Linked DNA regions of Homo sapiens: regions 2, 3, 4, 5 and 6 are each linked to region 1. A link is a loop called in an ENCODE intact Hi-C map of the cell type or tissue named here. Cell type or tissue: ascending aorta. All regions are shown on one strand. Region 1 holds the start of PRKD1 (protein kinase D1). Region 2 has its middle 260 kb from the start of PRKD1. Region 3 overlaps PRKD1 (protein kinase D1). Region 4 has its middle 77 kb from the start of PRKD1. Region 5 overlaps PRKD1 (protein kinase D1). Region 6 has its middle 290 kb from the start of PRKD1.

The links. Hi-C counts contacts between places; a loop is a spot of excess contacts. Peaks named below come from ENCODE experiments on the same cell type or tissue, not always from the same donor. Only the 100,000 strongest peaks of a DNase experiment are listed, where the experiment ranks them.
Region 2: it touches region 1 in a loop (4-fold over the local background); 3 of 110 quality-filtered maps call a loop at or near these places.
Region 3: it touches region 1 in a loop (2.4-fold over the local background); 11 of 110 quality-filtered maps call a loop at or near these places.
Region 4: a loop joins it to region 1, with 2.2 times the contacts of the local background. A loop is called at or near these places in 7 of 110 quality-filtered maps.
Region 5: a loop joins it to region 1, with 2.5 times the contacts of the local background. A loop is called at or near these places in 17 of 110 quality-filtered maps.
Region 6: a loop joins it to region 1, with 8 times the contacts of the local background. A loop is called at or near these places in 10 of 110 quality-filtered maps.

Annotation. Positions count from the first base shown.
Region 1 is chr14:29,926,046-29,931,045 of GRCh38, forward strand. It overlaps PRKD1 (protein kinase D1), which reads right to left and starts at 1,802. Exons shown (of 18, transcript NM_002742.3): 1 at 1,204-1,802. The coding sequence starts at 1,467. LOC105370429 (a long non-coding RNA gene) reads left to right here and starts at 2,082. Exons shown (of 3, transcript XR_943703.2): 1 at 2,082-3,066. In ascending aorta, CTCF peaks have their summits at 1,192 and 1,910; DNase peaks (open chromatin) are centred at 1,136 and 1,836; H3K4me3 peaks cover 2,726 bases; H3K27ac peaks cover 3,689 bases.
Region 2 is chr14:30,189,954-30,194,953 of GRCh38, forward strand. No RefSeq gene overlaps it. Among named protein-coding and RNA genes, the nearest start is that of PRKD1, 260 kb to the left of the region's middle. In ascending aorta, no CTCF peak of the experiment used is centred here; no DNase peak of the experiment used is centred here; H3K4me3 peaks cover 223 bases; H3K27ac peaks cover 1,228 bases.
Region 3 is chr14:29,722,958-29,727,957 of GRCh38, forward strand. PRKD1 (protein kinase D1) reads right to left here. Exons shown (of 18, transcript NM_002742.3): 2 at 2,579-2,717. Among named protein-coding and RNA genes, the nearest start is that of PRKD1, 200 kb to the right of the region's middle. In ascending aorta, no CTCF peak of the experiment used is centred here; a DNase peak (open chromatin) is centred at 2,274; H3K27ac peaks cover 1,131 bases.
Region 4 is chr14:30,002,490-30,007,489 of GRCh38, forward strand. No RefSeq gene overlaps it. Among named protein-coding and RNA genes, the nearest start is that of PRKD1, 77 kb to the left of the region's middle. In ascending aorta, a CTCF peak has its summit at 2,822 (motif pointing left); no DNase peak of the experiment used is centred here.
Region 5 is chr14:29,739,146-29,744,145 of GRCh38, forward strand. All of the region lies in intron 1 of PRKD1 (protein kinase D1), which reads right to left. Among named protein-coding and RNA genes, the nearest start is that of PRKD1, 190 kb to the right of the region's middle. In ascending aorta, no CTCF peak of the experiment used is centred here; a DNase peak (open chromatin) is centred at 2,816; H3K4me3 peaks cover 415 bases; H3K27ac peaks cover 694 bases.
Region 6 is chr14:30,218,883-30,223,882 of GRCh38, forward strand. No RefSeq gene overlaps it. Among named protein-coding and RNA genes, the nearest start is that of PRKD1, 290 kb to the left of the region's middle. In ascending aorta, no CTCF peak of the experiment used is centred here; DNase peaks (open chromatin) are centred at 2,164 and 4,629; H3K27ac peaks cover 2,986 bases.

The DNA.
Region 1 (5,000 bases):
ATAAATAAATTCCTGGCACTCATTGTTACCTTAGTCTAGAACTTTCACAACTTTCTAGATCAGTGATTTTTTTCCACCTGGAGCTTTTAACATTCCTGTGCTCAGTGCTGCAATTCACAACCCTTAAGATTTAGCAAACTCTGTTACAAATAATTTAAAGAAAGCAATTCATGATTATTCAAGTGATAATTAGAAAGCAAAAGGAGTGCTAGCCAGTCCTCCAGGGCTGAAAAATTCAGCACCTTTAGAGACCTCTGTCTCCACTCCTGAAACGCTGGCTGTTTACACTAAGAAGACTGGCGCCATGGCCCCCTCTGCCTCACGTCTGTATCACCCCCTTCCATGCAACATCCATCTGGATGGCTCCAGAGGCAACCTGAAAATCCAAATTGCTACTGTAAACAGTGGTGGGTGGGCTGAGTCTCCTCTGGGGGTGGCCTGGCCCCGGATAATGACCCTTCTAACCTGCCTTCAGTGGCCGCTGTCCAGAGCCCCACAGCCTCAAACTTAAGGACACAGCCAGCCTCGGGGTGTTCCTGGACATCACCCCCACCACTTCAACGTCCTACTATCAGCATCCCGGGAATGAAAAATAGGAAGGTCGCAACTTTCAGGTTTTGTCGTTGGAAAATGTGTTTCCATGCTCATACAGAAGTGGAACTAAAAGATGACAAGGCCTTGGGTACCTGCACTCCTGGTCAGTTGTTTTGACAACTGGCCGAGTCAATCACACTCTCTTAAAAGCTTATCTGACAGGTGAGAAATTCCTTGTCTCCAGGTCATTCCGGGGGCACTCTGGTGCAGGAAGGAGGATTCCTGCACCAGGAATGCGCTGGTCCAGGGTCCGTAGGGGAGAGAGGGGAAGAAAACTGGGAAGTCTCAAGGACAAGGAGGGGCGCGGCGAGGAAAGGGCAAGATACCTGGAAATGTCATGAGAAGGATGGAAATGGGTGAGGAGGCGGCGGACTGGAGAGAAATCGGTGAATAGAGGAAGATGGGGCGAGAGGAGGATGAGCAACAGCGAGCGCAGCGCCTCGGGTTGCAGGCGTCCAGCCGCGGCGGGGCCAGCCGCTTCCAGAGCGCCGGCGAGGCTGGCGGCCAGCCGAGCCCCGGGAGCCGGAAAGTTGGCGCGGAGAGGGCCAGCCGGGCAGCGCCCCCTGCGCCGCGGGGAGGCGCCGGGCTGGCAGCGGTGCGGCGACTTACCTTCTGGTCGACAATGGAGCAAGCCATCTCGCGGACGTGCGCCAGGCTGTAGTCCCCGGACGAGTCCTGCAGCAGCAGCACCGGCTCACGGCTCAGGCCGATCTGCAGATGGAACGAGATGCCCCCGACCGGGGCCGCGACAGGAGCCAAGAACGGCGCGGGCCCGGGCCCGGACCCTGGGACCAGTGCGGCGGCCGCTGCGGCAGCTGCCGCCGCCACGGGCAGCAGCGGACTGGGCGGCCGCAGGACCGGAGGGGCGCTCATCGCTCGGCGGGGCGCAGGGCCGGGCAGCGGAGGGCGGGGGCTGGCGGCGCGGCAGCAGGAAAGTTTTGCAGCCGCTGAGCCAGGAGCTTCTTTCTCCGAGAGCCCAGACGGAAAATAAAAACTTTCCGGAAAAGTCCCTGGGCTGGGGGAGGGCAAGGGGATGAGGATCGGGAGGGGAGGGGACTAAGGGGAGGAGATGGGGAGGAGGGAAAATGGCCGAGGCGGGAGGACTCTGAGGCCCGGAACGCGGCAGCCGGCTCGGGGCCGCCGGCACTGGGGAGGCGCCGCCGCCGCCAAGAATCTGCCGCCTGGCGCGCTCGGAAGGACGGGGCGACGGGTCGGCGCGGCCCGAGCGCCGGGCGGGGGCCGGGGCGGGAAGGGGGCGTGAGGGGCGGGGAAGGGGAGCTGGGGGCGGGCACTGGGGAGCCACCACCCGGCGGGCGCGGGAGTCGCAGGAGCAGCGGCCGCAGTGGCCGCAGGGTGCCCGGTCGCCGCCCCCTCCGCCCGCAGTTCCCGGGGCCTGAGCCTCCGCGAGCCGGGATAGGACCGAGTGGCGGGGCTCGGAGCCGCCTCGGCAGGCGCGGCCCTTCCCTCCCTGCAGGGATTCCCGTCCTCTCGGGTCCCGCTGCCCCGCCCCGACTGCGGACGGAGTGGATGGGGTGCACCGCCTCAGACCCGCTTCCTGGGGTCGCGAACTTCCCGGGCCCCAAGGTCCCTGCCACCTCTTCCAAATGCTGGAGGACTACGCACTTCTACAAGTGAGGTGACTTTTGAGGAATTCAAGAATGCTGATCACAGCGGTTCCCCTTGGGTCTTACCTTCGGAGGGTCAAGGGAGGATGGGTCATCTGGAACCCACTTACATCCAGGCCCCTCTGGGAGCCCTGGGGTTTGTGGCCAAAGAGGGTAGGAAGCCACTCCACAGAAAGGGGTTTAAACTTGTCTCTACCCTTTTTGTCGCTCTGACGCGCCCTTACAGCCAAACCTACGTACTCCACCCCAGCTCCTAAGGCACCGGATATACACAGTGATCTAAGGAGAGGGTCGCTTTGGAAAGAAAAGGCATTGACTGCCCAAGGGCAGGAGGGAGGTCTGATGCGGTCTCCTTTCCTTTACCTTATTCTTTGCGCCTGAAGTTTCTACTTTGGAGCTTCAGAAACTATTTTCCTTCTCCTCTATCAATCTAAAGTCTGTTATATAGGAGCAGTGCCCCCAAGTCCACCTCAGCACCGCCACCGTCATCACAAGCACAGCCATCAGGATTGGGCACAACCTGCCCTAATTTGGATCGCCGTTTATTTTTACTGTTGTTTTGGCAGGGTGGGGATTGCTTTACATTCGCTGGAGATGAATTATAATTCTCCCCTCCAACCAGGGTGGGCTTCATGGGTGTGCGACTATGCAGTTGTATAGGCCACAGCTCATAAGACCCGTGTTTGGTTTAATATTCTGGGACAATAGTCTACTGTCGCTGTTTTGTTCTTCTTCATAATTTTTAATCAAGGAGTCTCACATTTGTATTTTGCAATGGGCCACGCAGATAATGTAGTCAGCTTTGCCTCTCTCTTCGCCACTTCCCTAGACTTTCCCCTTCCTCTGCGTAAGTACACACAAACATACCTAAACAAACATTTTGTATTTTGTATAGCTTATTTTGTTCTGTTTTATTTATTTATTTATTTATTTATTTATTTATTTATTTATTGTCTTAACTTCTGGTTGTGGCCCAAGATATTGCAAGGTAGCTTCCTTTAGAACCGTGTTCCCAGGGTCAGTAATGGAGCCCCAAACACTGCAAGGCTGCACAACTGCATTGAAGAGACTTGAATTTATTCTCTGAATGTGATGGTTTGATAAGGTCTACCTGTGTTTACATTTTCCCTGCATAGTTACTTATGAGGTGGTCCTCTTCATCCCTGATACAGGTAGGTAATTTTCCTAATGTTCTAGACTCAGCTAATCTAGGAAAATGGTGGAATTTTTCTTGATGAAATGCCTTTCTGAATTCTGAAGGAGGTTTTTTTCTTTTAAATGTCCGAAACTATACTTCATTTTCTTTGAAATCAGAATAAAGTTAATATTCCACAGTTTTCTATTATCAAAAAAAAGCTTGCTGGTCAGTTTACAAGAGACTTACAAAAAGCTAGTTTCACTTGAGATTCAAGAGCGCTGAAGACATTCATGTTTTATAGATATCACAACTGCATGTTGAGGACTTCTCTGTTCCAGGCACTGTACTGGCACCAGTTGCACAGCTGTGAAGACAGGTGGTCCTTGCCCTAAAAAGATCACAGTGAAAAGGGGAGGGGGGATGGAGTAAAACCACAAATGATATTATTTCTAATATTCATAATTGCAATGAATTTTTTAAACCCAATGGCGAAGACAGTGACTTGTGGGAGGAGGGATGAAGAAATGGGCACTGCTCTGGACTGGGAATGAGAGAAGACTTCACTGAGAAGTTTACATTTGAGCCAAAATCTGGATGATAGAAAGGGTAGACTTCAGAAGAACTAGGGGAATAACATTGTAGGCATAGGTAACAGAGAGTGCAAAGACTCTAACACAGAAATATATTTAACATTTTCAAGGCATAGGAAAAGAGGGGCAAGTGCGTGAGATGAGGTCAGAGAGCTAATAGAAACCAGGTTACCAGGAGTCTTGAAAGCCATGGTAAAGTGTTTTTATTTCAATTCTCAGTGCACTACCAACCCATTGGAAGGTTTTAAAGCAGGGAATAATAAGATTAATTAGCATGTTTTAAAAGATTACTCTGGATTTTGTGTGGAATATAAGAGAAAAGAGTAAAAGTGGAGACACTGGGTAGGAGACTATTGCTGTTTTTGAGTCTAGAAACACGGGTTAGACTCCTATGGTTGTAGAAGAGATGCTAAGAAATGGGAAACTGCAGGCTCTATGTTGGCGGAAGTTCTTGCTGAATGAGTCAGAGATTTACAAGGAGTGAGAGAACAAGGGTGTCACAAAAGACTCCCAAGTTTCTGAGCAATTGGACTGATGGTGGTGCCAATAATTGACACAGAAGATAGAGAGTGAGCAAGTTCAGGGAGAAATAAGATTTCTACTTTGACCATGTTGAGTTTGATATGCTGCTAGATATTCAACTTAGAAATAGCATCTAGAGCTGGATATATGGGTCCAGCATCCAGAAAAGAGAAGAGGGTCAGAAATACATTTAGAAATCTTCTCAGTGTGCAGAAGGCATTTCAATGTGAGATTAGATGAGAGCTCTAGAGAGAAAGAGCTTAAAGTACTTATCAGTTATGAGACTTACAGGAATTTTAAAAAAAGTATGAATAACTTCTTGTTAGACTATGATTTATCAATAGTATGAAAGATTTATGTAGGGTGTTGGAAATAATTGATAAGGAAACAGGAGAAGGAATTCTAAAGATGCCCTAGAGAATTAACATTACTTTTAAGACGGTGAAATATTACTGAATGCAAAAGAGTGAATAAAGAAAAACAAGAAGAAAAAAATCGTGTATCTACTGGACCTCCCCATCGCAAACAGAA
Region 2 (5,000 bases), 260 kb after region 1:
TTATCTCCCTCCTAGATTATCTTAAATTTTATGGTTAATCATTATATTCACTCTCTTGCACATGCCTTCAATTCCCCTGCCTCACTGTCACTTTGTTTTGGGTGTTTGACCAAATCACAAGCCTAGAAAAATCCAATTTTTCTGCCTACTCCAAACCTAAACCTGGGCGATTTAATATGGCTGAACGATCTCACTTTAAACTTAAATGGGTCTTTAATGGTGCCCAGCAAATATACTATAGTTCCCTAGGCCATTTGTTCTCCTACAGAACATAGAACTATCACATTCCTTTCAAATATTTCAGCACATCCACCCATATCCTCACTCTCAACTGATGATTTTTTTTATTTCACTGGGAAAACTGAAGCAGTGATAAGAGAACTTCAGCACATTATCTTCTTCCCATCTACCACCAGATTTCCACCACCAGACCTCTCCAATTACCAACATCTGTAGAGGATGCTCTGTGTTCCCACTTTCTACTGTAGGTGAACTACCCATGCTCCTATTTAAAAGATGTCTCCTCTTGTGCAGCAGATCCAATCTTTGAAGGACATAACTCCAGAACTCTTCACTCTCTCTCTCCTATATCACCAGTTTTTTTCCAGTGTGTCTTTGTCAGCAGCAGACAAACATACATTTATATCTCCTATCTTTCATCACAAACAAGAAAACATATCTTTCTTCACAAATTTGTTACGTAGCAATAGATAGCTAATACAGTGATAATATGTTCTACATAAATGATCTTTTCAAATGTATTACAGAAAATATTAACCTTCATTATTTTAATAATTTTTACAGATTACTTGGGAAAAGAGAAAGAGTGAAAGGAAATTTCAGACATGAAGCACATGCTTGCAAAAGACTTAAAAGTGGGAATAAGATGAACACAAAAGAGAACTTCAAACTCGCTGCTCCTGGAATAGTCAGATCAGCCAGCAGCGTGGGTAGGAATCAAGGCAGTGAACTGGTCCATCTTTTGAGAGGCATCCTGTAAAGAGCATAAAACCCTGAGCCTAAACTCTGAGACTCCATGCACTGTGAGATAGAAGCCATTTTTCCAAATGAAAATTGGCATGATCCAGAGGCCTGGCAGGAAAGGTAGCATCAAGTTCCAAGTGGAGATAGATGACTGAACTCAGAGCTAAGAAGCAAAGGAACAACTAAGGAAGCCATTACCAAAGCGGAAGCAGAGGGAGAAGTTTTAGCCTATGCCAGAAGAGGGTGAAAAGGACAATCAGTACATGCTGCTATAAGCATTTGAGATATATTTCATACAATTTCTCTGTATCAGTTGTGTTAGCTTGTGGCCTAAGGTTTACAAATGATTGGCTCAACTCACCTTTCCATTTCCTGAGGAATTTCCAACATTTTCTTCCAGAATTTCTGAGAATTTAGAGAAGGCTTCAGTTTGCAGACCCAGCTATGGCTTTCAACTCCTTTCTCTGCTTGATTAATCCAACTTACTGTCTTACTTTTCCACTTGTATGGTCTCTGTTTGCATCAGATTGACACAGATAAGGAACTCAACCTCTTTTCTTGGTTTTCCCTCTCCTAACATACATTAAACATTTTATGCCCTTATATCAGGCTTTCAAGTATGTTATATAGTATGTGTCACTGAAGTTTTGGGAGAAGTGGCAATAATTTCTGCCACAAACAATGTAATATTAAACATTAGATATCCCTGTTCTTTCTTTACAAAAAAAAAAAAAAATCCCTCAGCTAATTTTATTCACTTGGGCTCCAGGTTCTCATCATATTACCTAGCTTCTTTTTCTCTTCTCTCTTCCACCCCCTCTGTGTCCTCTTCTATTCCAAGCAATTTATCAAGATAGTTTCCCAAGCAAAGATTGATCTCTCCCTCAGAGGAATTTTGGTGCCAGCTGTTAAGATAATTGGTTCTTACCTTGCTGAAGTTGACAGGCTGATTGGTATAAGAAATCAATCATAGACTTGTGTTGAAGATTATTACACAATTCCTTGATATTAAAGGGGTGACATGAATCAGAGACAGAGCATTTTTTATGGCCAGAATGGATGGATAGTGGTACTTTCTTTTCTTTCCTCATGCTCGATGAGCATAAATAATCTCATTCCTATGTTTATATAAGTCAACTCTGAAACAAAACTTGGTTCCGAGACCAGAGAAGAGCCAGTTAGACTCCAATTCTCTTTTTGATTGTGAAATAATGACATTTTTAGGCTATGACTTTTCAAACAATGTTTTAGGAATCTTGAAGGACAAAGGACAATGTTTTATAAATCCTAATCCAGAAGGACAATGCATGATACTAAATAACAGGAATAAACTCAAAAGCACATATATTAATATATTGCTGAACACCATTGAAAGTAACTAGGGTACCAATTCTTTACTCTGAAATTTGGCAATAAGTTTTGCCTTTCCTGTATGAACTGTATATAAGGATAACCCAATAACCATATTTGATCAGCAAAAGATTTTTGTTTGCTTGCTTTTGAAATAATTCCAGCTAATAAATTTAAAATAAATGACAGAATTTTTAAAAATCATTATTCTGAAACTGCTAATAAGATAATTGAATTAGGCAACAATCACCAATACATAAACCCCTTAGAAGAAAGTTTGATGGAGAACTTAAAATGGAAGCTTTAGGTTTTTCGCTATTGGAACCCTCTGATCAATATTAGTATTACTAAATGTCGGACAAATAGCCATTATGTGCCTTTGCCTTCTGAGTTGAAGTATAGAGGCCAGCATATACATGACAGGTATTTTCATGTTTCTGTTTGGGAAGGCATGAGTTACTTCAAACTCTGTACTTACTATAGTATTGTAACATCATACACAAGCTGAATTAAGTTTATATTACTTTTCAGGTGAGTTCAAAATTATTATTTTCATTTAGAAAATGTGTATTGAGTACCTTTTATGTTACAGACACTGTGCTGAAAGAGGTGGGTAGGTAGGTCAATGTGCTTCCTAAATTTGGAGATAATTATCTTTCTGTAGGTTCGTTATGCTTGACTATTTCCATGTTCTCCCAATGATGATTTGACATTTACTTATCACTTTACTCACAGGGAATTAAAATGTAATGTGTTTCAACTGTATTTTTCCTTAACTGAATAATACTGCTATATGATATGCTAACTACAGACTGTGCTAATTCACTAAACGAATTCTGTTATGCTGTAATTTGAACTCTCCTCACCACAACTTATTAAAAAGGCACCAACAGTTTCCCATAAAAAAAAAAGGTTTTGTGGATTCAAAAGTGAAAGAATCCAAACTCCATCCTCAAGGAATTTATAGTCACATGAATAAACAAACTTACCCAATCAACATTAGAGGAGATGAACACAAAAGTAGATGCTATATAAGTCGCCACCTAATTCTCCAAGGGCTAACATGGCATATTTCAGAGAGGAGTTGACATCGGAAACAAGATATAAATGATGAACATCTCCCCAACCTGACAATGGAGGAAAATGTCATTACGTGAAGAATAGCAAGTACCAAAACCAATAGCAGTGAAGAAATGTGGCACATTCAGAAAATGTCCAGTGGCCTGTTTTGGCTAAAATATAGGATATATAATGTAGTGAGAAGATGGTGGAGTATTCAGGAGATAACACTTGAAAATTAAACTGGGGCTTGATTATAAAGTACTTTGTATGTTCTGATATAGATTTTAAATTTTATATAGTAGACTTTAGATTGCCACTGCCCTTTTTAAAGTGAGAGTGATATTACACCCTCACTCTAGAAATCTTAGGGAAGATGGGTTGAAGATGAGCCTGACTTGAGGCAAGGGTAGAGTTAAGTGACTGCTGAGACTGCGATAATGAGAGACCGAGAGACCGGGGCAGCAAGAGTGGGGCCAAACAGGAAGCCATGAATGGGAGATTTAGAAGAGAGAGAAGCTAATGTCCACATCATAAGCAGAGGAGACGGAGTGTGCCAATTCAATGCATATCAGCTAAAAGAATGTGTAGAGAAACGTCTCTCCCAGAGCCTCCTCATCTATTTAGTATGTTCCAATTAAGCAATAAAGATTCCTAAAACATTGCTGAAATGTCATAGCCTAAAAATGTCATTATTTCACAATAAAAAGGAAAACTGGAATCTAACTGGCTCTTTTCTGGTCTCAGAACCAAGTTTTGTTTCAGAGTTTATTTATATAAAAAATAGGAATGAAATTATTTACACTCATCTAGCATGAGGAAAGAAAAGAAAGAAACCCTAAGACAAGAGGCGTGATGATATATGTTACTTGGGATGAGCCCTGCATTCTAATGACATCTTGTAACAGAGCTTTTTTATAGCAGCACACTTGTAGCAGCTGTTGAGTGGTTTTACTTACATCGCCTTTATCCTGTGCATTTAGATGGCATGTACCACCAAGTTTCCTATCTTTAGAATATTATTTGGGCCTGTAAGTTATACAATATTCTCAAGTACATATCTTCAACATCAAGTGCAAAGACCAAATGGATGGAAACTATTTCTTGCATCCAATGACTTAATTAAGTCTCCACCTGGTTCTTGAATTCCTGTGCAGCATTTAAATCTGGATAATATAACAAAACAGTGCCTAGTTCTGACACACGTCCATGAGCATTGGAAACATGCAAAGACAGTAAACACACGTGGATTTTCTATAGGCAGTTAGACTACAAATATGGCTATATTTTCCTACCAACTCTTCACCTATTCGTATCCAAAAATACTTTTTTCCAATTTATAAAAATGTATTCTTAGCACATTTCTTTCCAGTCATACAAAAATAAGGGATAGAGATGATAAGTCAGTAAGGAGAATGAGACTTTGACAGGGAAGATTAGCAGAGAAAGTGCTGAGGGAGGTGGAGACATAAGGGAAGAGACTCTGTGTCTGCTCTTGAATAAAAAAAAAAAGCGGGGGGGGTGCGGGCAGGAGGCCACTACCCAGAGATACAACATCTACAAAGAAAGAATTCCAAAGCAGAGATTTATCAATGAGTCATTGCACT
Region 3 (5,000 bases), 200 kb before region 1:
ATGTGCACTTGGTAGAGATGGACAAGAAGGACAGGCTAGAGTAGGAGAAGAGGAGTGCTACCAAGTGGAGATTTTGAAGCTGGAGCCTTGTCTTATTGGTGAAGTCAGGAATGGCATTATGGGTGACTGATAATAAAAATAAATAACAAGGAATCTGAAGAATCATAAATATGTATGTTAACAAAACCAAGGATGAATGAGTACTTAAAATGGAAAGTAAAATTAGGAATCTGACAACAATTATTGCCATACTTAAATGGAAATGAGTCTTCAAGGAAAATAAATCACTTCACTGCAAAGAAGGTGACATAAATAATTAAATGGCAATGGGAAATCAGAAGAGGGCCATATCACTCAACTCCTCAACTAAGAGTGGAGGAAAATAAGAGGCAAAGCCTCTTGGAAATGGGGCATCACCTTCAGGAGAGTCAGGATGCAAGGAAGACATAAAGACCGGGAAAAAGAAAGGAACATCAGGCATTTGATCACAATAGACTCAGGGCCTAAAAAGGCTAAGGGAAAAGAGATAAGAGATATGGGTAAGAAACAGGGTTGTAATACAAAGGGGTGGGATGGTTTAAAAAACTATTGTAAACATAAACATTTATTGAGCAAATCACAATGCTAAGCAATAGAGTGGGAGAGGAGCTGGGAGAGTACTGCTGTCGATGGTTATAGGTAAGCGCAGGAGATCTAAACATAATTGAGTGTGCGTGTGTGTGTGTGTGTGTGTGTGTAATTGATATACTAACTGAACAATTTAAAGGGTCAATGACTTTGGGAAAATGGCACTATGTCGTTCAAAACTAGAATTAAACTGTTAGAGAATAGCTCCTTTTAAATTCCAGCAAAATAGCTGGTAAGAGTAAGGGAGCCCTTCTGGAGTCTGGTGCTGGGAAAGCAGGTAAGGAAATGGGCTGCTCTTAAATGCCCTCTCAACAACTGTGGCCAGGAAAACAGGAGACATGGAACATAAAGGGTGGACAGCAGGGGAGGTAGGGCATACGCACAATGAAGTTCTCAATTTGCAAAGATGGGAGAGGAAAAGCAGAATGCTGTTCTCATGCAGCAAGGGAATTCTAGAGGGCTACATCAGGTCAACACGAGGGAAGAGCAGGTCTGGCTCATTAATGCTGGGATAACATGCAAATAAGCAGTCCTCTCCTACATAAATACACCCACACACAGGTTGCATTCAATCTGTCTGCTACTACTCTAAAGTGCTTGATAACAAAAGTAAAATGGAAAGAATAATACATTATATTTAGAAATGCAATTTTAAAAGTCCTCATATATTTCTGGACATTGACACAAGGCAAAAGGACTCATAAAACATTACATTATTTACAAAGCAGCCTGGCTGTGAGTTTAATATGAATTATGGCAAGAACTGATCCAGTGCATGATTTCCCTGAATAATTAATTTAGTGTTCAGAAACAGGAAACTTAGAAAACAACATGTCTAGTCCGTAGTTTTGAGAGGTCAGGTGCAGGCAACAGAAAAATAATTACCTTTATCTAGCAAAAAAGTTGTTTTATAGGATCCATCTACACAATGAAGTTGTGGCAATCCCAGGATCTCACACAACTGTAGGCAACCAATAAAGATAAAAAAGAGAACTAGACTGAATCAAAGCAAAGTGAATAAAACAAAGATAAATTGAATTATAATCAGTGCATCCAAGTACTGGGCTCTGAACAAGTTGAGGAACTTGAGGAAATAAACTTGAGACTCTGTAATGCTGCTGGACTTCTTTTATTCAAAGAGATGGTAAACAAAGAAGGCATGAGAGGAGAAAAGAGCAAGGCAATCCAAGTTTCTCAATAATTATTCTCTTTTTAACAAAAATAAACAATAAAAATTTGGATACATTATCATTGCATTGAGTATCATTGTAAGGATCTCCACTCTAGCTGTTGTTCTCTGGTGCTTTTTAAAAAGGTTAAATACATTCTTTTTTTTCTGTTTGGTTAGGCACAGTCCTATTACTAACTGCTAAATCCTAAACAAGAAATAAAAAATGTGAGCAGAGGCAAATGTAGCCATTTCTCAGGGACTGAGTTAACTAGCGTCACATGGCATGACCTGACCTTCTCTAACTCCTGGGCTCTGGCTTCCTCCTTGGTCTTGGCTTACCTCATAGCTACTGGACTTTTGACCTTAGTAAGTCAAAGGCTTCTTAGCCCTGGTGCTATTTCTTGGCTTCCACACATTCTGTACAATTGCAGCCCTGACAGCTAATTTAGCTTCACTGTTGGTGAGTTTCTTGTTTGCTTTTGCTGCTGTCCAAATGATTCAAGGTGCTGAATGACGCCATCTGTATGTTGCTAGAGGCTGAGAGGGGGCTGGGAGGAAGCCTTAAGTCAAGAGACGTGATTGGAGCAGTACTGGGTGTGGACACAGCCAATTAAAGGGAAACCTTTTGTTTCCCTTTTTCATGTGGACAGAGCTCCAACATCTTCTCTTGGAGCTGAGTTTGAGATATGCTTTTTATGTTTCCTTAAAAACATATGCCCAAGAATTCTTCAAATACAACTTCTAATCTACGGATAAAGAAAAGGTATAAAAGTATACTACCTGACAAGACCACTTCAATAAGATCGCCTTCCTGGATATCACTGGCCGCTTTCACCAGCTGAAGGATGTTTTCAGAGGTAGGGTCATGGCGAAAAAGCAGGATCTTATCATACATTCCGTAGAAACCACATTCAGGGAACTGCAAATACAAATACCATGAGAGTGTAAATGTCAAAATCCTTCCAAATATTTTGTTTTAAATATTTCAGGGCACAAATACAAGCTAATTAGAAAAGTTCAAAGTATCTAGATCATTAAAATATTTTAAAATTAAAAAATAAATAAATGGTAGAGTTGATATTGGGAAGACTCCAAATCAGAAGGAAAGAAATCACATAGATCACAGGGGCAGTAATGGTCAAGTGGTTTTCTAATTAGACAGCAAGAAAACAAGAGAATATGAGATAAGATTTAAATAAGTTCTGGCAGTAAAGTGGTTAAGAAATATAGGTGGGAAGAGGTGTGCACTTTCAGATGATTTACAGCAATCCAGTAACATAAAAAATGGGAGTCGCTTTATTCCAATTCCATTACACATAATAATGGCAATTTGTTTGCAAAAAACTGGGTCTGTCTGTTTTGGCATATTCAAAAATAAGAGATGCCTCAATAAATCTAAACATATTCTGTATGTGAGTAGTAGCATTATCTAGATCCTTTGATCAGGAGATCAGGGGAGGCAATCCACCTCTCCCTTCTGCTGCTGCCCCTACTGCATTCCATGTGGCTTTCATGCAATCTGTCAATCCACAATCTCATGAGCAGTGTAAGAAAAGGTCCATCTGCACAGCATGGAGGGTTTCTGTTAAAGCAAACAACCTAGGCTAATTTATTATATGAAAAGGGCCCTTTTCTTGTAATGACTTTTTCACATAATTATTAAAGAATGCTATTTCTGCCATAAATTGACATTTGTAATGTAGTGGGAAAAGATGCAAACTCAGGGAAAAAGAAAATTATCTTTCTTCATCCTGGAACTGATGACAGATCTGACACTTATGTCAATACAGGTGGACCTTAAGAAGCTACTGTCGGGGAGAAATGTCCAGAATCTAATACCTGCTGGAGATAAAAACAATACATTATAAACCTCTCTTTCTTTTTCTTAGTCTTAGAATTAGGGGCTAAATTCACATGAATCATTTTGTGTATGAACTAAAAATAAATATAATGAGAACATCTTATTGCTCTTAGTGCTGATGACCAGGCTTAAAACTATTTCTGCATGTCACTTAGTAAAGTTAACTTCCTTAAAAAAAAAAAACACAACAGCTGAAATGATGTCACTGCTTCCAGTGTGCTAACTAAAAGAAAAAAAAAACTTAGTTCACTTTATTTTTTTTAGAAATATGTCCAATAGTCCTTTGGGTATATACCCAGTAATGGGATGGCTGGGTCAAATGGTATTTCTAGTTCTAGATCCCTGAGGAATCGCCACACTGACTTCCACAATGGTTGAACTAGTTTACAGTCCCACCAACAGTGTAAAAGTGCTCCTGTTTCTCCACATCCTCTCCAGCAGCTGTTGTTTCCTGACTTTTTAATGATTGCCATTCTAACTGGTGTGTAATGATATCTCATTGTGGTTTTGATTTGCATTTCTCTGATGGCCAGTGATGGTGAGCATTTTTTCATGTGTCTTTTGGCTGCATAAATGTCTTCTTATGAGAAGCATCTGTTCATGTCCTTTGCCCACTTTTTGATGGGGTTGTTTTTTTCTTGTAAATTTGTTTGAGTTCATTGTATATTCCGGATATTAGCCCTTTGTCAGATGAGTAGGTTGCGAAAATCTTCTCCCATTTTGTGGGTTGCCTGTTCACTCTGATGGTAGTTTCTTTTGCTGTGCAGAAGCTCTTTAGTTAATTAGATCCCATTTGTCAATTTTGGCTTTTGTTGCCATTGCTTTTGGTGTTTTAGACATGAAGTCCTTGCCCGTGCCTATGTCCTGAATGGTAATGCCTAGGTTTTCTTCTAGGGTTTTTATGGTTTTAGGTCTAACGTTTAAGTCTTTAATCCATCTTGAATTGATTTTTGTATAAGGTGTAAGGAAGGGATCCAGTTTCAGCTTTCTACATATGGCTAGCCAGTTTTCCCAGCACCATTTATTAAATAGGGAATCCTTTCCCCATTGCTTGTTTTTCTCAGGTTTGTCAAAGATCAGATAGTTGTAGGTATGCGGCATTATTTCTGAGGGCTCTGTTCTGGCAAAGACTTGGAACCAACCCAAATGTCCAACAATGATAGACTGGATTAAGACAATGTGGCACATATACACCATGGAATACTATGCAGCCATAAAAAATGATGAGTTCATGTCCTTTGTAGGGACATGGATGAAATTGGAAATCATCATTCTCAGTAAACTATCGCAAGAACAAAAAACCAAACACCGCATATTCTCACTCATAGGTGGGAATTGAAC
Region 4 (5,000 bases), 76 kb after region 1:
TGCAGCGGCGCACTCTCAGCTCACTGCAGCCTCGACCGACTGGGCTCAAGTAGTCCTCTCACTTCCGCTTCCTGAGTAGCTGGGACCATAGGCATGCACCACCATGCCCAGCTAATTTTTGCATTTTTAGTAGAGATGAGGTTTCACCATGTTCCCCAGGATGGTCTCGAACTCCTGGGCTCAAAAGATCCACCCACCTCGACCTCCCAAAGTGCTAGGATTACAGGCGTGAGCCACCGTGCCTGGCCAACTATTCTTAAAATATGTAGGCTCAAAGCCTCTGGTGGGCATGATCTTCCTTTACATGGAGCAGAGATGTAGAGACAGCTATTACACAGAAATGAGAGTAAAGCGAATGTGTGGAAATTATCAGGTTGGTGTAAGCGTAAGTGCAGTTTTTGCATTACTTTTAATGGCAAGAACTGCACTCACATTTGCAGCAAGCTAATAGAAAACGAGGTGAAAAGAAAAGGGGTCTGAGTGAGAAATAATTCTGGACAGCATCCCGTGCTCTAGTTCTGGTACCTCTCAAGGCCATACTGCACTTCTGACCTTTGATTCTTGAAACAGTGCTTTATGCTTAAGCTAGCTGGCTTTTTTTTTTGTTGTTGTTGTTACTGGCAACCCAGAGAGTCCACAGTAGATTAGTTCAACATGCAACCTAAGAATTTACTTAAATTTCTGAACGACTTACGAGAGATACCAAAGAGATAAAAAGATAAAATTTTGCTTTGGATTAACTTAAAATCTTATTGGGAAAACAAGGCTTATGTTTATGACAAAACTCTGCACAACAATGCAGCATATTCCATAATGAGTATTTTGGGACATAATTATGTGCAGTAGAAAATGGAGAAATCTGTGTGGGCTCTAGCAGTGAAGGAAGAGATTGGAGGAATAATCTTTTATGTTAAACCTTGAATGATGAGTAGCATTTAGTTAAATAAAAAGTGAAGTGTGTTCTAGATTAAGAGATAAAGTAGCCAAGAATGACAGTAGTATTTGCAAGACTATAACTAAAGATGAAATTTGAGATGAAAGATGAGATTGGGTTGGGAGGGTGGAGTCAGATGACGGAGAGGCTTGAATTCCAAAATGAGGGATTATTTGCACTTTCTGTAATCAAGTAAAAGAGGAGTTGCAGACACTTGAGTAGTAGTGTAAAGTGACCAAATCTGTGTTTAAAAAGTTGAATCTCGCTGTGGTATGTTGTATAGTTTAGAGGCAAGTGTACTAATTTGGAAGATAGTTTATTTCTTACAGTTATTAGAGTGAGGTGAAAAATAGGACATGTGGAAGGAAAAACATAGTAACTTGAATCAGTGCTTCTCAAAATTACTGTATGCAAGAGTCACCTGGGGATCTTCTCAAAATGCAAACTTTTATTCAGTAGTTCCAGACTGAGGCCTGAAAATCTGAATTTCTAACCATCTCCTAGCTAATACCTATGCTGCTAGTCTGTGGATCGCACTGTGAGGGGCCAAGATTTGAAAATGATGATCTAATCTGGTGTGATGAAGGAAAGTAAAAGAGTCAAGGATGACCCCAAGGTTTCTAGTGTGCTACAGTTGACAGAAGAGAGAGAAAAAGGGAACTGGAAACATCTATTGAGTGACTACTGTTTGTTATTTTCTTTTATCCTGAGGCTCCATCTTACAAATAAATTCATTCATTCACCTAACACTTATTTCCTGAGTACCCACTAAGTGCCAGGCATTATTGTAAACCCTGTGGATTCAGTAATGAATAAAACAACTTAATAAGAAAACTCTGCTCACGATTTAAGGGGGAAGATAAATAAAATAATTAAAATATGTAGTATTAAAATTGGGAAAACCAAGTAAATAATCTTAAGTAACGTAGATATAACTTTGGCTGAGTCTCAGTCATACCAGTCACAGTGAACAACTTCTGCATAACACAGATATGACAGATTTACAAGACAGTCAAAATATATGTTGAAACTAAAACTATTTTTAAATCCTTTGAAAGGATTTTACTGAGTTAATAAAATATTGCTGAAAGGTCTAGATATTTTAGATGTGTTTCACTTGAACATATTTTTAATGAAAGCATGTACAAGAATGTGTAATGGAATATTTTGCAGCTTTTACAGTCATTCATCTCAGAACAAACATCTGTCTTGCTATTCAGTTGATGTATGGGCTAAGAGCTTATTTCCTATTTATAAGAGGCCTGCCTATACATTCCTCTTTGTTTCTTACCATAGATCACACAGAGGCATTTCTTTCCAAATCCACTGTAGAAATGTATTTCTATAGTAAATTGTAGGAAACACTATGGGATTAATTATTCAAAGAAAACAAAGAAACAGATTAAGAAATTTATGCTTGTATGTATATATCTATCTACATTTGTACTCCCACCATCTATGAATCTGTAAAAAAAGAATAAATAAAATGTAAACGGAAGCCTATTAAACAATAATTGCTATAAAACAATAGTTTCTCATCTTCAAAAATTTATATTTAAAAATTGCTAAATGTATCTTTGTTCACTAAGCACTTTAATTAACATCTATAACATGGTGATTATATTATTCAACATTTAAATGCTTAATTTGCAATCTGGAATTGCAGGCATTCCCTGATAAAGATATATTTTCATTTGTTGCATTTGTATTTTTAGTAGAAGGCAAAAATAAGAAGATACTTATATGGTAATATGATACTAGATCTGTAAACAAAAGTTTTAGTCACTCTTTTCCACGGCACTTGAGATTTAAAACACGGTAACAGTATTTTTATGTGTTGAAATGTCGGGTATTTTCATGTTATGAGAGGTTTGAAGTGCTGTACCTGCCATCTACTGGAAGTCTATGGGAGGTACATTTCCCTACTAGCAACTTAAGGCCTCCAGAGAGTCTAGAAAATGCTATCAGTGCTATTGAGGAAATTGTATCACAGGCTGTGAGGTCCTTTATTGCTGCTAAAGAAAATTAAAGATAAAATTATCTCATTAATCACTGGTTAAAGTACAAAATGGATCCATTTAAATTTCAGTAGGCGAAGTATAAAGAGTGGTTCACTTTTGAAATGTTATGGTTACTAGAAGGCCAGGAGCAGAGACTAACAAATGTCCTTCCCAGCATTCTTACTAAAGACAGCGCTGTAGCCCTGGAAAAATACGTGCATAAATTATAACTATTGCAAGTAGCTCTTAGCATCTAGGGTAGCCAGGCTTCTGAGATCTTCTCTAGTAACTTCTGTTTAATATTTCCGGGCTCATCTGGATTGTGAGAATAAGGGTAAGTGTACATGCAGGAGAAGACAGCATAAGCGGAGACTAGCTGAAATGTTGAAGTACTGCAAAGAATGAAACACCATAGTTAGTTCTTGAAATACATGCTTTGTGACTATATTTAATTCTTTCAACTATGCTCTGGGTTAGAATAGTTAACTCCAGATGTTCATATAACCTAGACACCTACAATTCCAGTTTCCTAGACTTTTCCTATTCAAATAATGTCGGTACATTTTCTTATCCTAAATAATTTAAATCTATCTAATGGCTCTTTTTTTTTCCTGAGTTAAAGAAAACAAACAAACAAAAAAGAAAACAAATACTAAGGGTTACTTAATTCATCTTTTATGAATGACTTTAAAAATTATGATTAGATAAACTTAAAAACATAAAATCTTTTAGCTTTTAATCATTCTGTACTTTCTGGTAACTAGAATAAATTCTTAGAAGTAAGCTCTAGAATGACATGATCATACTCATTTACAGTGTGAGGGTTTCATATGGATAAAGATTAATAGTGGCACTAAGAGGTAGAATAATTTAACTCAAGGTCATGCAATTTAGTGGCAGAGCTTAAACTATAATCCAGGTTGTTTTACTCTAGTCACTTGCTATATCTACTACCTTGTAGAAAATTGAAAGATTAGTAAACTGATGATTGCCTTGAATGTAATTATAAAATATATATCGGACTTGAAATTAAAATAGGCATGCCCTTGAGCAATTGTCATGTGAGAGAAGGGAAAGTAGGGGAGGAAGTATGAAGACATTTGCCAGAGGTGTCCTTGGCATTCTTTGAAATTCAAACAAGGAGATCATTCTCCGCGTCAGGGTCTCAGACTTAAATTAGGCCTCCCTTTACTTAAGCATACTGGAGAGAACACATAAAGGCAAAGGTGTCTGGGATTAGAGAGAAAGTTAGAAAGACAAGTGGCAGCCAGATATTTCTAAGGCTAAGTGATGACACAGTAGAAAGTCTATGTCTAGCAATATGACAGATTGAAGACCCTGAAAATCCTACTGTAAACACCTGTAAGTATGGGATAAAAACATAATGAGCATTGTTTAAAACGCATAGCCAAACTCACAAAGAAGTATGTAAAATCCCCTGGGGCTAAAAGCAAGGAGAAAATGGAAAGACAGATTAGTAAATGGATGCTGACACTTTGTCAGCTTGAGTTGGGAGTTGGGAGGAGTATTAGTCAGTCTTGCTATTGAAGGGAGTTGAATGAACATGATGGATCGAAAGACAAGGCCTTGGAACTGCTTGAGTTGGGGAGTTGGACTGGCAAACTCTCACTTCACAGACACATTCATAAAGCCAGGACAGATAAAGGGCTCTGCCCTACAGGAAAGGGTAGATAGGGAGAAATCTGTCTACTAGCAAAGTGAAATGACCTTGTTGAGTTGACCTGGGATCTAGATAGGAAAGAAAAGGCTACATCAACACTTTGCAATCACAGAAAGAGCAAATTAGACCCTGGGAGCTTCAGATAATTAAAAATCAAAACACATCACAACATGTTTAAACTGATTAAAATAAATAGAGGAAAAAATCAAAAGTCTAAGAAATTAATGCTATCAAAATACACAGAATACTTTGCAGCAATTTAGAAAAACTAGACCTATATATGCTGATATGTAAAGATCTTCAAAATTTATTATTTTCAAAAAGCTAGATATAAAAGCATCCTAGAGGGTAAGTCCATTGTTGTTGGCCATTGTTTTTTTTTGAG
Region 5 (5,000 bases), 190 kb before region 1:
TTGTAAAGGAATGCCTAACACCAGGTGTCTACCAACTTCAGAAATCTTCAAGGTCCAAATTTAGAAACACAAAAGTCACTCCGGTTAGTCTTCTTCTCTACACTGTATTGACAAAATAACTTCCTTTTCTCATTCAAGACAAGACTTTAATTTACTCCACTCTGTTTTTCTAAAGGCAGGGCTAGAATCTGACCCATAAGCTATCTTCTGCTTAGACCTCTCTTTTTTTTTAGCCACTCTCCTTTCTATTGAGTTCAAAATCTGATTGTTTAAAAAACGGTTTTCCTTCATAATTTTAAATTTGTACCTTAACTTTATCCCATCTATTTGAATTACAGCAAAAATAAAATAAAATAAATGGGAAAAGATATCTAAGACAAAAAAGAATATATCTAATTAAAGAAAAGTCTGCCTGGAATCTTTTGAAATTAAAGTTTTGAATGTGAAATGGCAGATTTTGGCTATGAGATTCTAAAGTTTGTTGTCCTACAAGATATAGAAATACACATATAACTGGAACTCGCTTAACCTTTGGGGAATAAAGCTAGACTATAAATCCTCCTTCCTTGGGCATATAAATATATTGATGTTGTGTATCAAGTATTGCTAAAGAAGTCTAATAAGCTACAGGTTTCTCTTTAAGGCAGATGTGACTCAGTGAGATACTTAATGGTTGGCAAAAACCTTCTTTTATTTTAATTTGAATAACATGTCATCTATTAAGATAAAAGCAATAAGATATGACTTAATAAATCATTAACTCTAATGCAGCAATTTCTGTGTATAGACTTCCTGGAGGTAGTTTAAATCATTATTTTGTTGTATATAATTTTTAAGTTTTAAAATAAATGTTCATATCAAGCAATTACAGGAGGTAATAATCAATGAGAGCCTCACTATTGTTGTGTAAAAACATATTATCTTGCATTATACCTTGACAGATTACTAGTTAGTGATAGCTATTAGAAGTCTTAGTAGACACTTTGAAATTATTCACACAACAGTAATTAGGCGTGTGGATGTGCAGCTTGGAAATGAAAAAAATGTACTTCACACTTCACACTATTTGTCTCACTCTGAATAAAACTGTCACTATAGCACAATGAAGATTTTTATATTTCATAAAGGCTAAATGTTTATTACTTTAACAAATTAAAAATAATAGACACAGGTACTGAACAAAATGAAGGCTATGACAGCAACTAAAAAAGTTTAACCAAAAGTTAAGAATCATTAACTTTAGAGAAGAAAAACTCATTTTAGAGATGAGTAAGTTGATGTCCAGAACATATTAAGGAATATTTTCAAGGTGACAGTGGTAGGTAGTGCCAGAATAATAGCTAAGAGCTAGTCTCTTGAATTTTACTGCTTGATCTTTCCTCTCAGTTCTGCTTCTCTTAGAAAGGAAAGACAGAAAGAATGGCCAAATGTCCAGCAAACAGTGATTCAGAACTGAAATCCCTGAGCACTTTTCTTTACCAGAAAGCCCTGGACCCAGGCTTTTGGATTTTGAATAAAACCAAAGTAAATGATTTAATGAGCTTTGTAGCAGCTGTTCCTGGCTATCTTCAATTCTACTATTTGACCCAGCAATCCCATTACTGGGTATATGCCTAGAGGACTATAAAACATTCAACCACATAAAGACACATGCATATGAATGTTCATTGCAGCACTATTCACAATAGCAAAAACATGGAATCAACCTAAATGCCCATCTATGACAGACTGGATTTTTAAAAATGTGGTACATATACACCACAGAATATGATGCAGTCATTAAAAAGAATGAGGGCATGTCTTTTGCAGGACCATGGATGGAGCTGCAGGACATTATCCTTAGCAAACTAACACAGGAACAGAAAACCAAATACCACATCTTCTCACTTATAAGCGGGAGCTAAATGATGAGAACTTAGGGATACAAAGAAAGGAACAACAGACATTATTGGGGCCTAATTGAGGGTGGAGGGTAGGAGGAGGTAGAGGAGCAGAAAAAAAATAACGATTAGGTACTAGGCTTAGTACCTGGGTGATAAAATTGTTTATACAACAAACTTTCATAACACAAGTTTACCTATATAACAAATCTGCACATGTACCCTGGAACCTAAAATAAAAATTAAAAAATAAATAAAGTTCACCGTGAATATTATCATAATTAATGTTTATAAACTTGCCTCTCAATCATATTTCTATATTTTACACGTTTAGGTATACATATATGACATATGTCATGTGTATATACTTGCATATATACTTATACCTGTTTGTATGTTTATTACTTCATTGACTACCTCCCAGAACCACTGCAGAGATTAGATGAACCAACATATGTAAAGTAATTACTATTGGCCCAGACTCATAGCAAATGCTTTATATATGTTCGTTGTTGTTATTATAAGTAGCCATGACCTTGAGAAGTTCTTCTAGGCCACTCTGTTCTAGTTAAAAAACGTCAGATAAGGAACGACACAGACACATACATCATGCACACTCAGTGGTCTGCAATTTCTGCTTGCCTTCTATAACTTCAATACAGCTCCACATGATTTCTAATTGGCTCTACCTAAGTCCTAAAAACTAAAAAGGCTAAAAACTAAGGTTTTCTTAACTTCCATTTTGTTAATTTTACTGACACTTATATTCATTATATCTATATATCTTGTTTTTCCTCAAAATTAACCTATATTCAGTGACAAACTGATTTTTTTTAAAAAAACTCCCTTTCTTTGATTAATATTATGACATTTTTACATTAATTCCATGTATTGTGCTAGAATCAAGCAAGGGCCATGGATTTGGATGCTGGCATGGATTCAGTGGAATTCCATTGTTCTGACTGTGCTACAAATGATCCTTTGGTTCCAAGGACAAAAATCTCATTTCCCAAAGCCAAATCCCCAAGGAAGTGGTGTATTTCTTTCTTCTTTGTACTGATAAGTGGACAGTGCATCTGATTTAAAGGATCAAAATCAAAACAATTTCTCTCATTTACTTTGATGTTCCTTGAGATAGGAAAGAATTTCTTCTCCCCTTGTAAAATGCTGTACGGCTTCTGGAAAAAAATGCTGTAGCATGCAGGAGAGGAAAGGAGAGCCAAAGACAATAAAACCACCTGCCACCCCAACATTAGTGACGTTTATTATTTTGGTCTTTCCGTTCACTCCCAAGTGGCCAGATGTCCTCAGCTGAACTGACGGCCAATAGCAGATTTTGGACTCGCCTACAAAGACCTTTCTATGCTTGTATTAAAAGGGTATCTGCAAAGGTTCTATGCGTATCTGTGATGTTTGGGATCTTGATTCAGGTTAGTAGGTCATAGAGAAATGTATCATACTTCCAGCAAATCTGACTAATGGTCTGTTGCTGTCTCTCTTAAAGGCAGATATAATTTACAAAGACTAAATCTAAAGAACAGTAAAAAATAGCAAGTTACACTTGACCCCATGAAAGGCTGAAATAAAAAATGAGATATTGAGGAAAAAATCTATAGATGTTCATGTTCTTTGCTTTAGGATACCGTAAAAAATGAGTATCAAGGTAAAATGTTATACTGTGACTATGCATAAAATAATCGCTTTCATTTTTCATGCATATAATCGATCAATATATATCTATGCTAATATGAAATAACTTCAATTTTGTTAGAGAAACAATGGCAGCTTACCTACTGAGAGCTAGATAAATACCTTGTCACATAAGTTATTCAGTACAAGTTTGTATCTTCATTTTATTGGATAACTGGGAACACAGTAGTAAACAATACAAAGAGCCCTCACCCCCATGAAGGTCTGAGATATGCCTAAAATTCTTGAGTTTCATGGGATTGTCACAGTCAATCCCCAAAAAGCTAACATCCTGACATTCTTCATCCTGCTCCCTTTATATTTCTGTAATCCAATTTGCTTATAATCACAAGACTATAAAGGAGTCAGAGTGAGAAATGTTTTAAGCAAGATATTTTGAGAGGAGTTTCTTTGCCTTTAAAAAAGGGCAGAACAAACTTTTCTTGAGGGAAATCTAGTTTACACTCAAGGTACCTGAGAAATCTCAGCTTGTGAATAGGCCGGTAACTAGAGGTTCTCAAAAATCTTTATTGTATTCTAGAAGAAACTGGGAGCGCAGAAGAGGCTAGCTGCATGAGTGTGTCATTTCATCTAGATTCAGTCACTGCACTAATTCACATGCCTTTTCACTGGAAGGGAGAGAAAGGGTATATATAAAAATTAAAACTGAAACATTTGAATTAAACATGGTATTTTATATATATATGGAGAAAGAGAGAGAAAGCTAGTTTGAACACAGAGAACCAAGCAGAGAACCAAAAAAAATTTTGATGTCTCACTCTAAATTCATAGAACATAAAATTCACTAGTGGAGACAAGAACATGTTAGGAAACAGAACATCTTGCCTCACAAAACTTCAAACACAACAATCAAAATTCAGATTGCAGACAAAACATTCAAGATATATTGCACTTCAGATTCCACCCCATTTATAGAAATACGCCTCACAAGAAGGATCTGAGTTTCCTGCATGCACGCTCCCTTGAATCGACTCCAGGCAGGCTGTCTGCCCAACCTCTACTCTCAAATCTCTCTCTTTAAACTGCCAATCAATGCCCTTCACATTGCCAGCTTCTATGGGTAATTCTCAGTTCCTCACAGACATTTCAGCAGCATGTGACCCAGTGGATCACTCCCTCTTTCAAACAACACACTTTCTTCTCTGGATTCCAGAATAGTGTATTCTTTTGTCTTTCCTCCCACTTGACTGGCTATCACTTTTTAGTCACTTTTACTGAACCCTCTTTTTCTTTCCAATCTCTAGATAGGTGCTGGAGTGTTCAGGACTCACTCTTCAGAAAGTTTATTTTCTCTGTTTATCATCACGCTCTTAAAGGATCTCATCCAGTCTCCAGACTTTAAATATCGTTTATACTCGGGTGACACAAATTTCTAACTCTATCATTGAGCCTCCCCTTAAAACATGGACT
Region 6 (5,000 bases), 290 kb after region 1:
TTTCCACCAGAGAAAGAGGGTCCCTTTGGACTAACAGTCCCAAAAAGGAATGGTTTGGTCCATTCCAAAACAGCTTTGTGATTAGCTATGTTTTTCTCTGGGCCTTTTACTGCTCAGAATCCCTGCCAGGGAAGAAATGCTAAAGCTCCCATCTTTTAAATATGTAGATCCCTGACATTTGGTTGCTTCATGAATTTTGCATTGCATAATGACAAGTGTTTAATTTTATAAACTGCTCCTGTAATAGATCATTTTCAAGGAGAGGCATAATCTGGAAATGCAGTGTAAAGTACTGTTGCCGAATTAGACAAATGTCTTCCCCGAGCCAGCGATCCTTTCCGTAGTAAATGTTTTCAAGCATTGACGGATTGGAAGCCATGGAAATAGTCTCAACACCCAGCTGGCTGACTGAGTCAGAAATGAGATGGCCCATGGATGCTTCTCTTTTCCAGGCTGCTGTGTACCAACCCCAGAGTATCTTGGGAGTAGAGAAAATAAAAACAATTGACTTGTTTCCTAAGACCCAAATGGACTTGCTCAGCCTGATTTTGAATTCTTTTTCCATTGCCACAAAAATTGAAGGTAGAGGTAGAAAAAGGGAATCGTGATTTCTGGGTTCTAAAAAGGATAGTTTGGTGCTTTATGGTCTATCTCAAGCATATATGCAATACCATGAGGCCAAAGAAAATGTCTCTAGAAAAGCTCGTGGTGATTTGAGGGTATAATGGGAGGAGAAGCCACACCAATGGGCCAAGTTATGGATAATCCATGCTTTGTGCTCCATGTTTCTGTCACTGTTTGGCCTCAGCAAACTCACTGACCCTCTCTGTTCCTTGGTTTCCTTGTACAAAAAATATGCTTAATATGCTTAATAGTGTTCCCTATTTAACAGAATTCTCATTAAGAAAGTTGAGATTAGCCTGGCCAGCATGGTGAAACCCTGTCTCTACTAAAAATACAAAAATTAGCCAGGTATGGTGGCAGACGCCTGTAATCTCAGCTACTTAGGAGGCTGAGGCAGGAAAATTGCTTGAACCCAAGAGGCAGATGTTGCAATGAGCCAAGATCATGCCATTGCGCACCAGCCTGGGCGACAAGAGCGAAACTCTGTCTCAAAAAAAAAAAAAAAAGTTATGAGATTAATCTTCAAAAGTCAGTGGTTGTAAAAACTGTATGGCTGTAAAAAAAATGAGGCTAGTTTCGTAAACTATATACAGATAATTCATTACAAGTATTTCAAGCAAGAGCATACTGATTGTGAGGGCACTGTGTAAGTTCAATAGGAACAATGAAAAGAAATTGGTGTGTCAAGGGTTAAATATGTAAATTCATAAGGAAGATGGGCCCAATATATTTAGTATGGCTAATAAAGAAAAGAGTTGTACCCAAAGAAACTTGCATCCAATGGCAGTTATCCACAGCCATTCCTCAGGGAAATCTATCAGTCAACAAGGCAGCCCCATGTAGAAGACAGAATCATGAACAACAATCAAGATACCTGAGTCTAAATAATTTTTATGCAGTGACATCTCATCTCAGGCATCAGACTAAGCATGCTACAAAGATGATTTCATTTAATCCTTACAACTATCCTATGAGGATGATGGTATTAGTATCCATGCTTTATAATTGAATATATTTTATACAGGTTAGGAAACTTGCCAAAGGTCACACAACTGGGATTCAAACTCCAAAAGTCAAATTCCAGGGTCACACTCCTAAGTATCATACCACACTGTTTCCTGGTAAAATAATTGCTGGTAAGTCACTTACGCTGAGTTCTTACACCTAAGGTTGGGTTGATATAATCTCTAAAGTCTTTTCCATATATAAAATAAAAAGCTTATTTAACATAGCACTAGATTGGGTAAGCCAATCTGTTTCTTTGGCAGAATATATCAACATATCCTTCTTTGACAGAATACATATATATTGATATGATAGAATACATGTCTATGTATATATTGATTTGATAGAATACGTGTGTGTGTGTGTGTGTGTGTGTGTGTGTGTGTGTGTGTGTGTGTGTATTTCCAGCTCTGTTTGTTACTGTGTCCCCACCACTGGTTGAGAGCCCATCTGTGCAGCTCAATGGCTTGCACAGCACTGATAAGAACTCCATAAATGGAACTGGCCAGGGACATTTTGGACTCATGCTTTTTGATGCTTTGCTAATTGCATAAATTCCAAACTCATGCCATCCAGGCGTCACTGACCTTTCCTGCTTCTAAGAATTCTTCTCCGGTTTTGTTGATTCCTGCCCTAGTTTCCATAGCAGCTGCTCCACATATTGTCTCCCACTTTCCAGTACCCAACCCCATTTAAATCCCCTCTCACATCTTACCCCAGCAGTTCATCTTTCTTTCAGCTTTTCTGAGACTGGTGTTCCTAGAACCCTTCTTTTTCACTTGACAGAATTTCTTTAAATGTTCATGATTCCTTTTCTCCCTCCCACACACTTAAAGGGAAGCAGCATCCGTCTTTCTTCCTCCGTCACTCCATCTTATTGAATCTTGTTATATTATTTCTCCTTTCTCTTATGAATTCCATCTCTTGTTCTTTTCCCCTTTTGTCTAGGAACATACTCAAGCCAGGGGGTTATATCAGTACAGGACTTTTAACTAACACTGTTGAAGATATCCTATGTGCCAGATATTGTATTAGATAATATGCACATGATACTGTATTTAGTCTTCACAGTAACCTCAAAAGGTCGATTTTATAATTGGCATTTTGTATGAGAGGAAATTATGCTTAAACACATTAAGTAACTTGGCCGACGTCATGTACGAAATAAATGGGTAGTGCCAGGATTTAAACCAAGTTTCATTCCAACTTGCATGTTCTTTCCACTGTATCTCACTTGTTTCTGAAACTAAATAAATAAACCCTTTCCTGCAACCCTGCTGCGTTAAGCTCTCATTTTGTCTTTCACTGCCAAACTGGAGTTAAATACTGCAAGCATTTATTAAACATTAGTTATGTTCAAGTGACCGTGCTATATACTTTCCCCGGAGGAAAGACAAAGATAAGTAACATCATCCTTAGCTTCCAGAAGCTTACAACCTAATAACCTAATCCGGGTATCAGATATGTAAACAACAATAAAATGAGACAGGAAGAAGTGCTAAATAAAGTTACCAGAATCCTCTGAGGATACAAATAAAGAGAAAATAACTCGAACTAAGGGACGGTCAGAGCAGAGAATTTCATAAAATAGCTTTTGAGTCATTCAAACCACTTTCTATTGACCTGCAATTCAACCTTGGGAATGTGTCTTCTCCCATCTCTTCCTTTGTGTTCTCTCACTCCCAGCCTACACTATCACTGCACCTTCGAAACTGATCTTCCCACCTCCAACTTTTCCCACTTCAGTCCAGCCTACAAAAGATCCTTGCTGCTGAGTTGCCCTCATTATACCCAACTCAGATTCACCACTCCCTGAATAATACTTTGTGTGGCTCCCTGCTGCCTGCTAAGTAGGAATATATTTATTTACTTTATCCTCAATAATCATAGGCCAACCATATGAAGTTGTTATAAAGATCAAACAGATAACATATGGGCCAAAAGTGTGAAAACCACAAATCATTTTAAAGATAACCTAATGATTACTATATTATGTATCCTACACTTGGACCAGTGTCTGTTTCCTGAACCCAGTCATGGCCGTAGCTCACTGCTGTTACTATAATGACCTCGTTCCTCCTTTCTAACTGTAAAATTCTATTCTATATGTCTCTCAAGGCCCAGCCATAAAAGCTACAGTCTTAAGAAAACATTTTCTCACCTCTCAATGAAAATGTCCTCTGGCTTCTCTGGACATCCTCAGAGCTTTACTTCCAACTTTTCCAATGCGTGTGTCACAGCAAGCCAAATATTATAGATGGTTGAGCATATGTTACAGTTTCCTTGGTTAATTGAAAGCTATTTTAAGGCAAGAACCATTCCATTCATCTTCACAAGGTTTGTGTGCCTAGCACAGTGCCTTACCTAAAGTAGGCACTCAAATATCAATTAAATGGAAGATTAAAACAGGAGGTTATGTTACTCTGTACTGAAATAATTTCAACAGGAGCAAAGGGAAGAATTTTTCATCCATCCTTTTCTGGGATTTAAAGCAAGGCATGAGGATGCAGAACATGCACACCCATACCAAATAACACCAGCGTAGTGGCCATAATGGGGAGGAGAAAAACCCAAATTGACTGGCCCCAATCTTGTGTCTGCCCTTCCAATTCTTATTTTTCAGGACCGAAGAGCCACTGGAAAGCCTAAATGGCAATCATTAGATTTGCCATCTTTCTCTCAGAAATTCAGAATTCAGAAATGGGAGCTATTTTGAAAATCAAAATGAGTAGCTGAAAGTCTCAGCTAAAAGCACACATTTTTCTATTACTCTCCTCGGTTCTCTCTCTCCCTCTGTGCTGTTTATCTCAAGTAACTAGGGGAGCTTGTTTAAGTGAAATCTTGTTATAAACAGTTAAGTCGAATGATGCTACTAGAAGAAGGCTGGGCACAGAGAGATCTGTGACCATGGTCAAAGCCAAGAGTCTCCTTAGTATAGTCCAGAGAGATCAGTTCACTTGGCCCCTCCAAGCTGGTGGTGACTCAAAAATCAGGCAGAAAGCCAGAGGATATCTGGGTTCTGACTCATGTAAACAGGAAACAGTGCCAAAGGCCTCCAGCCAGCCCCAGGTGTGCAGACTGCAGACCTGCACTGGCTTCTCATTGACCTGCAGTTGGCACAGCGTTATCTACAGGCTCTGTCATTATTACTGCCATGACTGTGTCATGTTTGGAGAGCAGATGCCTCCTCTCCCCACTGTCACTTGGAATTCACAAGAGGGCTGAAAAGCATGCCTGATCAGCTTAGGCAGCGGAATTCTCTGCTCTAGCCAGACTTTCTAGATTGATATCAGCTTTTATTATCTTATCATCTTTTCTCAGAAAATTCAAAACGTTTCTCATTGTCCCAATCCCAGTTACTCTACTTCCCA